Linked DNA regions of Mus musculus: region 2 is linked to region 1. A link is a loop called in an ENCODE intact Hi-C map of the cell type or tissue named here. Cell type or tissue: heart. All regions are shown on one strand. Links, peaks and the distances in the headings refer to the core of each region. The heading gives the core; the rest is flanking DNA.

Region 1 (5,466 bases), core at 175-5,174:
AGGTACAAACTTCCAACCATGGGCCAAGGAGATGTAATAAATCTGCCCAGTGTGTAATAGATCTGCCTTGCAAGTGTGAATGTTGAATCTCCAGAATCTATATTAAAAAGGCCAAGCATGGTGATGTTAGGTTCCAGAAACAGATAATCTAGGGTTTTCTGCGCAGCCTAGTTGAAAGAGCAAGCTAAAGACTAGTGAGAAAGCGTGTCTCAAAACAAAACAAAACAAAACAAAACAAAACAAAACAAAACAAAACAAAACAAACAACAACAACAAAATGAAGATGGGAGCCGGCAAGGTGGCCCTAGCTAAAGGTCCTTGCTGTTCAAGCCTGACATTCTGGGTGGAAATGTGGAAGAGAGAGCCAACTCCACAAAACTGCCCTCATATCTCCACGTGCACGTATCCATGTATTAATAATAAATTTAAAGTTTTTAACCAGGTAATAGTGGCACACACATTTAATTCCAGCACTTAAGAGGCAGAAGTAGTAGTTGGATCTCTGAGTTCGAGGCCAGCCTGATCTATAGAGTGAGTTCCCGGAACAGCCAGGGCTACACAGAGAAACCATGTCTCGAAAAAATAAAACAAATTGTAAAGGTGAATGCTATTTGAGGAATGACATTCAGAGCTGACCTTTTGTGCAAATGTACTCCTCTTGTGCACCTCCACACGCATGTGTGTGCATACGCATACACACACCAGATATATGGCTTTACTTAGAAACCTAGGTAAATAAACCCAGAGTCATTCTGACATAGTAACAGTCAACTGAGGCTAAGTAGCTTGCCAATCCCTGGACAGCATGAGCACTCCGTTCCCATGGCGTCCACCACCCTCTAGCATTCCCTACCCCATCCAATTCATGTTTCTGCTGTCATCCTGATCCCTACAGGAAGCTCATTAGCCTTTCCCTTCAACCAGGCTTCCTTGAGAGCAGGGTGGGTCTCCCTGGGTACGCTTGACACACAGTGGATGAACAGGAGCCTTGAGTGTGTGAGCTGTAGCTGCTGTGGCAGGAACCAAGGATTCTAAAGAGATGCTCAGATATCAGGCTAGTGAAACCATGGTCCCCAAGAATTGGTGCCCTAGGAGTCTCAGTCTGGATGAAGAGGGAAGAGGCTGAAGATCAGTGCTGGCCAGAGGGGGAACTGGTCTCCAGGGAGAGATTTCACTCAGTTCTGACATGTGACAGAGCATTTTACACAACCAGAGATGAGACAGTGATGGGCCATGATTGGTGGAACCCCACTTGTCCAGGACTTCATACCTCTCAGCCTCTGTTTAATCCTAAGCTTCTTGTCAGGACCCCACAGATGGACTTGATAGGGGCCAGTCACTGTCCCTCTTCTAGTGTGGCCACATTGAATACGTTGTTTCCTGCTTTTTTACTATTGCATGTCTGTTTGACTTTGGACCTATTGAGAACCAGCGGCTGAGCTAGCATATTAGGGCTGCCAGGGCCCAGGCTCAGACTCTGACAACTCTGGTAACAACCAGACTTCTGGGCTGGAAGGAGTTATCCAGACAAACGCCGGGCAGAAGAATCCCAAAAAACTATGGAAACCACTTGACTGCTCACAAAAAAGCCCCACATAGAAGGCAGCTGACATTGAGGGGACACTACAGGTGATAGATTGGCAACCCTCACTGTCAGAAGAATTTAAAGGTGAAACTTGGGACCCTTGCCTGCCCAAGGTTCACCTGCATTGTGGAAAAGCCATTGAGCAAATGTAACAGAACCTAACCAGCCCAGTTCATCTGAGGCCATGGAGTTTAGGTTCCTATTTCAGGTGCTGATTTCCTGAGCTGCAGCATGGACAGCCTGCCCTGGCCTTATCTCATGCTGTGGAAAACAAGGCAGTGACTGTTTCCTGTGATTTTCTGCACAGGATCCAGTCCCATCCATCCTCCAGGTGATGCCTCGGGGTATCACCCTGCCTTTCCTGTCTCTGGCTGGAGTGTAATGATGGTGGATTGCTTTCTGACACAAGGACAGGCCTTTTCTGTCACAGATAGGGGAAGAGTGGAAGAAAGGCCTTCTAAAAGGCCTACACATCTTCTGATCAAGTGGGGCAGGGGCGGATGGGTATGGAGAACAAAGGGAATGGGAGAAGAGGCCTGGCAGCCTTGGGAACCAGGCCAAGAAAGAGCAATGGGCCGGAGCCTGGCATTTGTCTAGTGACCTCTTATAGTATTGCTGAGTCATGGGACATTTTGTAATACAGACCTGGGAGGGACCCATTCTCAGAAACCCTCCATCTCTCTCTGTCCAAGCTCTGGGCATTTGCTTTCCAATGACATTTGACTGATGTCATCATTTCTATTTAGTAAACAGGCCACTTCCAGGCCAAGATGATGGTGACCTCTGACAGCACACACTGCCTTGGTGGACTCTTTCATGGGGTGAGGCATCTCGTTTCCCACTGCTATCCCTTTGATTAGTGCTGACAGTAAGAGATGAGGCAGGGCAGACAAGCTGGACAGAAAGCAGGAAGTGAAGAAGAAATAAGGGGGAAACGGGGTCTAGGGAGGACTCAGAAGTGCTCAGAACAGAATAGCAGAGCTGCCCAGGGAGCTACAGGAGGCAGCCCCAGCTATTAATAGACCTGTGCACTGGAGATGTGCTGCCAGCATTTCTGATACCCACTCAGGATCTCCAGTGAGAAGCTACCTGGAGGCTCTGACTTTTGAATGCCACTTGCTGTGTATGTATTTGAAGGGTGGGGGCAGTGCCAGGGCTCAAGTCTGTGCCACAATGCAAACCAGTCCTGGGTGGTTCTTCTCCCTGATTTGTTAGAGCCAGAGCCCAGATCCTAACATGCTAGACCCAGCCATCCGTCCTCAAGAGGCCAATTAAACATGTCATCTTGAAAGGCAGAGAAAAGAGATTTAGCCAGTGTTGGAGGAGAAACAAAGAGTCCCATGGACCCCTCCATCCCCGAGTCTATCACTGGGATCCTGATGTGAGGTTGTGATTGTTATGGAGGCAAGAGGAATCCATACTTTAGTAGTCCTGGTCAAGTGAGAGTCTGCCAATCATGGTCTGTCTTCTCTGGTCTTTCAAAGCAGTCTGACAAATATTCAGAACTGTGTGAACTCTCTTTCTGAGATCCAAATTCTCCCACTGGTGTGCATCATGCTTCCTTCTTCCAGACTGAGACTTCTGGGGAAATTCTAATTTCCCGGGGACCACTGTTGCAATGGTCTTGTATGCAAAGGGGGAGTTACCTTATAATAATCACTAACATTCATTCCTGCCAGACCGGAGACACTGCTGGGCTCATCTCTAAAATTAGGCTGTCCTGTGACCTGGCACAGTTGTTTCAAGCTAAAAGACTAAGATTAAAAATCTTCATTACCTTAATGCATTAATTTATGCATTAATTAATTCATTACCTTAATGCAGCTTAAATAAACACCAAACCCCAATGGCTCCTGGAGAGCAATTTTAAAGTTACTTGTAGGTTCGTGTTCCTGCCACAAAGTGGGAAATAGAGAAAAAATATTAAAAAGTCACTCAGCACTTCCCAAGCCTCAGAGCAGAGTTTAAGTGCCTCCTGTCCCCACGGTGTAACCAGCTATTAGGGTTTTGGCAACCCCCAATGAGAACATCAGCCACTACCAGTATGCTGAGGAACACTGAGAAGCAGAAAAAGGAGATGTATTCAATGTGGCCACTTCCGGGAGAAGAGAGAAAAAAGAGGCTACTATCCTTGGAAGGTCCCCAAGTAGACACCAGCAGACTTGCAGGCCACGAGGCATAGCCCCATCCTTTCCAACTAGTAGCTCCTAAAAACAGAAGCCGAAGTTCAGGACGCTTGTCTGCTGGACCCTAAGATTCTATTGTCTGTTACCTCTACAGAAACAGAGCAGGAGACAGAGGTAAGAAATTCTTCTATACAAGGCGATGTCAGAGAACAGGACCCAGCAAGAGGTTCCAGCAGAATCAAGATTAACATGTAAGAGAATCTAACTGCAGAATTTGTCCCAGCCTTGAGAATGCCTTATGCTGTGTTAATAGATAATCATTATCCATGTGTCCCCAGTTTGAGTCTTTGTTCTGGGACACAAGAACCAGGAGATGTCACTCAGCAAGTGCCTTTCGAACCCCAGTATGTACCTAGAACCCAGGCTTGGGGGAAATGGGGTGGAGATGTCTGTCTCTGTCATGTTAGTTCACGGACCTGCCTCTAAGACACTGGTCACTGTCAGAGGCCAAACTCTACATCCTGAGGAAACCAGGCCAAGCTCCCCCCCCCCCCCGCAGCTCTCTCATGCCATGCTATAGCTCCACAGCCCCTGATTTACCCAGTACCTGGCTCCTCTGTGCTGCTTGTCACTCAGGCTGTCCCAGACTAAATCACGTGGTGTGGAATGTCCTGCCACCTCATGAGAGGTTAGGAGCTGGCTATTATAACTCAAAACTTAACTAGCACCACAATAAACTGCCTGGTTTATTGAGCCACCTCAAACTGCACTGTTCTCTTCATTTTCTAAATCTATACCTGAAGTCCAGAGCTCTTCTACAGAATCTTGTGTGACGTTGTTTCCTGCCAAGGTCCCAGCAGGTATTCCCAATACAACAGCATTCTTTCCATGGCCTGGACTTCCCTACTGTTGGTTGTTCACAATTCACATAGACACAGAGCCCTTGACTGGGCAGCAGTTAAGTCCCCTATTCACCTATGACTGTGACATTCTATGTTCAATCTCTCTCTCTCTCTCTCTCTCTCTCTCTCTCTCTCTCTCTCTCTCTCTCTTCAAAGTCCATCCATCTCAATGAACAGCTATAGTTAGAGCAGCCATTCTAGAGCATCACATGGAGTTTTACACTTTCATTATCAGTTATATTTTTATGCACTGGTCCATCACATTGAAAAATCAATGACATAGTTAAAACCAGAAAAACAATAGGTGTATAGCCTCTTTCATAACGCATGTGTCTGTTACCTAGAGGAACGAATCTGTGGGTGTCTTTATAGGCATATGTTGTATCTTGTATCTTAAGTTTGTTTAACTGGGTTTTCCTAAGTATGTTCACTCGACACTCGGCCGACTCCATGGGTACGGAGCTCAAGAAGTTGATGCTCACTCTGGAATTCCGTGAAACAGGTTGTGTGCAAGTATCTGACATGCTTTGGTTTTTGTTGTTGTTGTCATTGTTTTGTTTGTTTGTTTGTTTTTGTACGAATGTTTCGTCCTCATGTATGTCTGGGTACCATATACACAGAGTGCTCATAGAGGTCAGATGAAGCCATTGGATCCTCTGGAATTGGAGTCACAGACAGAGGTGAGCCCCCGTGTGGTTGCTGTTCTCTTAACCACAGAGCCATCCTCCAGCCCCCTGAGGTGTTTTAAATTCATCAGTGATGATTTATATAGACAATTAGTCTGCTGTCCTGGGCATCCATGAAGCCAGGCACGTGCTTTTTGCCTAATATACCATACCCTGTTGTAAGCACT
Region 2 (5,466 bases), core at 284-5,283, 79 kb before region 1:
TCCTTTCACTGATCCTGGAGCTCACCACTTGTCCATGGGGCTGCTGGGCAGCCATTTCTAGGCATTTCCTGTGTCTGCTCACTGTTTCCCCTCCTTGGTCACAGGTGGACACATAGTCAAGCCCAGCATGTTGTGCAGGTATTAGTGTTTCTAAGTCAGGTCCTTAAGCCCTCTTAGATGCTGTGCCATCTCTCTGTCCTAATCTCTATACTGTATAAGTTTGGGCTATTCTAGCATAGAGGTAGACTGAGTTAAAGCCACATCTCAGATGATTTGGGGATCAGTTGGCACACAAAATGATGAATATGGTAGTAATGGGTATTCAAAGCTAGAAATGGCCATGTAAGAATACCTCCTCTCCTATAAAGAAAGGTAGAACAATTTAAGAGTAAGCATTAGGCTTCCTGGATTTCATCTCATGAGAGATTTGGGACAAGACTGAAGACACCCTTTGGTTAATAATTACTCTGGGACAGTGGTGAAGGTAGATTTGTAGAGAGGAGGCTAGAAGCAAGAACATTGGGAAGCTGATCAACATGATCCTGAGACAGACAGTGTCATAGTGAGCTTCAGGTGTCCTACTTTTCTAGTGCTATGAAAAGACTCCATGACTAAGGCAACTTATAGAAGAAAGAGTTCATAGGGGACTTGTGGTCTGAGAAAATTAGAGTCCATGACCAACATGGCAGGAACCATGGTGGCAATCTGATATGGTGCTGAAAGAGTAGCTATAGCTCACGTCTTGGTAAACAAAAGACAGAGAGAGAAAACTAACTAGAACTTGTGGGGGCTACGAAATCTCAAAGCCCACTCCAGTGACACATCTCCTCCAATAAGGCCACACCTTCTAATTCTTCCCAAACAGTTCCACCAACTGGGAATTAAGAATTCTGCTCTATGGGCCTATTGAAGCCTTTCTCACTCAAACCATCAAAGTTAGCAACTTAACCCACTTGGGAAGACAGAACTTCAATTGAGAAATTGCCTTCATCAGATTGGCCTGTGGGCACAGCCCACTGTGGGCAGTGCCATCCCTAGGCAGGCAGTCTTTGACTGTGTAAGAAAAGTGGCTAAAATTGTACACGGGTGTAAGTCAATAAGGTTGCTCTGTAATCTCTGCTTCAATTTCTGCCTCTGGGTTTCTGCCTTGGGGTCCTGCCTTGGAGATAAACTGTAAACTAAAAGTCAAATAAGTCTCCTGCCTCTAAGTCAGTGTTTTTATCACAGCAACAGAAATCAAACTAGGGCATTCGGCAAGCTCTTTGTAGGGCCAGTGATGGAGATAGGAGGTGGGCAGCTTGGAGAGTTATCACTAATGATGAAAGAATGAGAAATCAGTGCAGAATGGCAGGAGGGGTCTGCTGGGATGTGGGCCCTGAAAACAGCTGCCAGAACTGGTACACCAGGCCCTCTGAAGCTGCTACTAGGTGACCTCAGGATGACTTCAAGGTTTTCTGGGTGCTAAGACATTCCAGCAGCCTGTCTGCAATTCCTGTTGATGATGCCCTCACCACAGACTCCTCACACTGAGTACTGGGTAGTCATCTGTACCTTGTGGCCCACTGGGGTTTGATGTGGTTTGTCCTCCGGGGTTTCATGTCTTGGGGATTTGGTTCATAAGCTGAGTGGTGGGACCCTGTGGGAGGTCTGTAGGGACAGAACATTCTAGAAGGGGTTGAAGTAGATCTTGTGTGAGCAGGTTGATTCACAAAAGAACCTGTAGGGCTTCGTGTCTTGCTCTTCCATATACGAATTCCTGCAGCTGTGACACCATGTGCCACAAGGCAAAGAAGGTAGCAGGGTGGGGGGTAGGGATAGGGGTGTGCTCACCAGAGCTGGTGATGTGCCATTGGGCTTTCAGCCTCTCAAACAACTCACAATATGGACATCCTCTTTTTATTTATAGTTTACCCAGGCTCAGGTATTGTATCATAGCAACAGAACACTGACGAATACCAGAGCCACTGAAAATGTATTAAAGACAAAAAGACACAGTCTCTGATCTATGGAGAGTTTGGGAGAGAGCAGTCAAAGCCACGTCAGCCTCGGGCTCTGACCACTGAGTATTTGTGACTTGTAGTGGCTAATGGAAGCCCTGCTTGGGTTTGGTATAAATTACTGTAAACAAAGCAGGGTTATGACTGTAACTCAGCAAGGAAAGGAAGTTGATTTGCTCCAGAAAGTCTTCCTTGACATAGATTGCGAATGTGTATTTATTTATGGGTGTTGTTTGTTTGTTTGTTTGTTTTGAGACAAGGTCTCACGAGACAGGCCAGCTTGCAGTAACTACCTGTATAAGTCTGATGACCCTGACCTTCCTGCCTCCGATTTCCAAGCACCGGGATCAGAGATGTGAGCCACTGTGCCTGGCATGCATTATTTTTGCGTATGTTGTTGATTAGGCTGATTTCAGTTAACCCAGTGTTCCACCTTTAGGGGAGCCAGGCACTACCCTGAGTGCTAGAGAACAAAACAGACCCAAATCCCTCCCCTTACACAATTCATATTTTGGTAGGCAGAGACATTCAAATTCAAAGAGGGACCGTGGCAGTACAGTCATAGCAGGTCAACTGTCCCATGTGGTTTTCTCATGTCAAGCAGGCTTTAAGGAACACTTTACAGCTAAGTGTGCAGCTCTAACCCACTAACAAGTTACACTTCTTATTCCTTTATGAGAAGTGACACCAGTGGCTTGGTCTACACCTGTGCCAGGCAGCCAGAAGCATGCAAACGTTGGAGCATCTTAAAGTTGAAGTGATAGACAAAAGGCCCAAGTGCCCTACTCCCTGGCTGAGATGGTTCATGCTGTCACACCCACTGCAAGACTGTTTGTCACAGGTACTATGAGCATCTCATGGCAAAGATTCCACTAAGTATAGGGTCTTAGTGGAGCAAAAGCACACTGGTTTCTTTGCTCCATGCTTGACATGCTGGAAGGGTTATGAGTAAAGTTACAGGACATTCAACTAGATTTTAATGCAGTATTTGTGACATACTTATAATAAAAACAAAGACAAAAACAAACAAACAAATTTGTCTGAAATTCTGAGCTGCCATGGTATTCTTTGTTTCATCTGGTAGCCCTAACTCTGCAAGCTTCGGAGGTAGATGATAAGCGTTCCCACACAGGATTGGGGGGCTCTACAAGTTCCCTTCCCCATCTTCCTGGTCCACAGGGCGGTGTGATTCTTGGATCTCACCTTCAGAGTGCAGAGCATATGTTCTCTGGGGAGAAAGCAGCCTGTGCAAATGGGCTGTCCGGTGGGGAGCTGGGCCAGGAGAGCTCTGCCGCTTCCTTGCCATTAGCGCCCAGCAGAGGAGCCTAGAAGTGCAGGAAGCCATCTGGAGCTGTGTGCTGAGTCACAGGCCCTGGAGGGAAATAAGAACATTGTGACTCTGGGGCAGCTGAGTGGCATTTCCCTGGAGATGACAGTGGGCACCAGAAATAGAAACCGCTCCTCTGCCATACACTGAGAGGTTGGAGTCTCTAATAATCCTCAATCTAGTGACCACAGGGCCTCACTTCAATGCTTAAAGGCTCGGACAGGATTGGTGACAAGGTGAAACCACCTCCTTTTATGCAAAGGAGAACTATTACTGTTTATTATTACTCGGCAGATCGCAACACCCTTAACTCTAGTTCCAGGGCATCTGACACCTCTGTTCTCTGCTCAAACCTCCACTCATGAGCATATCCCCCACAAAACCCCCCACATAATATAATTTAAAATAAAAATAAGACTTAAAACAAGTAAAGATAGCATAAGGGATTAAATCAGTCCTGCAGAAAAGCCTCTTGCTCCTGCAGATCTGGCACACACAATGAGTGGTGGGTCTCAGCAGCCTAGGGATTCCAGGACATCTCCCTGGTAGGCTGGTGTGGTCATTACATGGGACCATTCATCCTTTTTCTGGAGTCAGCATTAAACAAAGCTCCCAGGGAGGTCTGAAGCTGGTGCTGGGAGCAATCTAATTGTTGAGGCTACACTCATACACACACACACACACACACACACACACACACACACACACACACACACACACACACACACACACAAGGATGTTAACAAAACAGCCATTTTCCTATGCCACAAACACACTAAACCTGGCCCACTCTCTGCTTGAATGACAGAACAAAGTTAAGACCAGTGCTCCAAAACCATTATTTTATTGCTTTTCTGTGTTTTAATTATAATTTTTAATTTTTGAGATTATATCATTTCCCTCCTCCCCTCCTTCTAACCTCTCCTATGCACCCCCTGCATTTGAATTCATAGCCTTTTTTCTTTAATTGTTGCTAATTTTAAATACATGTATACATAATTATATATGTACACATAGATAATATTAGGAATTGCCAGATCTGTTGTTACTCCTGGGTAGATCCCTGGGGAGTGAATGGGGACTTACAAAGCAGAGTCTTGCTGGAATAGGCAGGTTACTTTACCATGACGTAAGCCATAATATAAACTGTTATGTTGTACTTTGCCTTCCAATACGGTAAACCAAAACCATGAATAACGTAAGTCTTCCTTCCCCCGCCCGAATGCTTCCTCCTCCAGATTGTCTGTTTGGGTATTCTCAGGAGAAAGGCAACTACCACGCCCCTACTCTACCCTCTGCTTTGATGGGATCGAACTTTTTAGTTTCACCACACAGCGTATATATGTAGTGAATTATCATACTATGTCCACAAAACATGTAATAAGTTTATGTCAATTTAAGTTGAACTTTAGATATCAACGTTAAAATTAAACTCACCAGACAGCAGTGCCCAACAAACAAAGAAACCAAAACAAACAGAATAAAAATAAAAAGCAGCTCCACTTCTAAGGGGCTTCAGATCAGTTCGGCTTCTCACTGCACAATCTCCTCCAAATTTTACTAGAACCCCATAAGCTCAGCCACGCAACCTAGGAGTGCTCAACTGCATAGCTAAAGAAACTGAGTTTGGCAAAAGTAGAGGTTTAAGCAAAAAGAAGGTCTAGACTAGATGTTCTACAGACCCAGCCTGAGCTCAGGGCTCAACAGAAGCCCTTAAAGCTGTGGGGTGACCTTCCCACTTGGGCAAGGACAGAGCTGGGCCTGTAGCTCCCAGCTGCAGCTAACTGAAGGAAGGATGGTGTGTGTGCCTGGCACAGAAGATGCACAGTTCCTATCTGCTCAAGGCATAGAGGCATTTGCCTTTGGGGAATGTGACTTGGAAGGTGGTTCAGCTGATCTGACAGCTTAGTAGCTGTGAGTTCTTTGTACGACAGAGTTAGAGTCTGTGCTCTATCATTACATATCATGTGTTGACTGAGTGTGGGCTTTGAGATCAGAATGGAAGCTCTGGGATCCACACTATTACTTATGGCTGAAGCCTACTGAATTAGCTTCTCTAGAGAAACTGATAGGTTGAATCTATAATATACACACATGTGGGGCAATAGGCTATGCACAGACAGCTTGGTCTCCAGTTGAGCT

Evidence for each region. Peaks named below come from ENCODE experiments on the same cell type or tissue, not always from the same donor. Only the 100,000 strongest peaks of a DNase experiment are listed, where the experiment ranks them.
Region 2: a loop joins it to region 1, with 8 times the contacts of the local background. A loop is called at or near these places in 5 of 42 quality-filtered maps.

What each region holds. Positions count from the first base shown.
Region 1 is chr11:31,715,267-31,720,732 of GRCm38, reverse strand. Gm39673 (a long non-coding RNA gene) reads left to right here and starts at 5,306. Exons shown (of 4, transcript XR_872338.2): 1 at 5,306-5,466. In heart, for the core only: no CTCF peak of the experiment used is centred there; a DNase peak (open chromatin) is centred at 2,342; H3K4me3 peaks cover 450 bases; H3K27ac peaks cover 1,277 bases.
Region 2 is chr11:31,794,334-31,799,799 of GRCm38, reverse strand. No RefSeq gene overlaps it. Among named protein-coding and RNA genes, the nearest start is that of D630024D03Rik, 27 kb to the left of the region's middle. In heart, for the core only: a CTCF peak has its summit at 3,308; a DNase peak (open chromatin) is centred at 3,359; H3K27ac peaks cover 1,398 bases.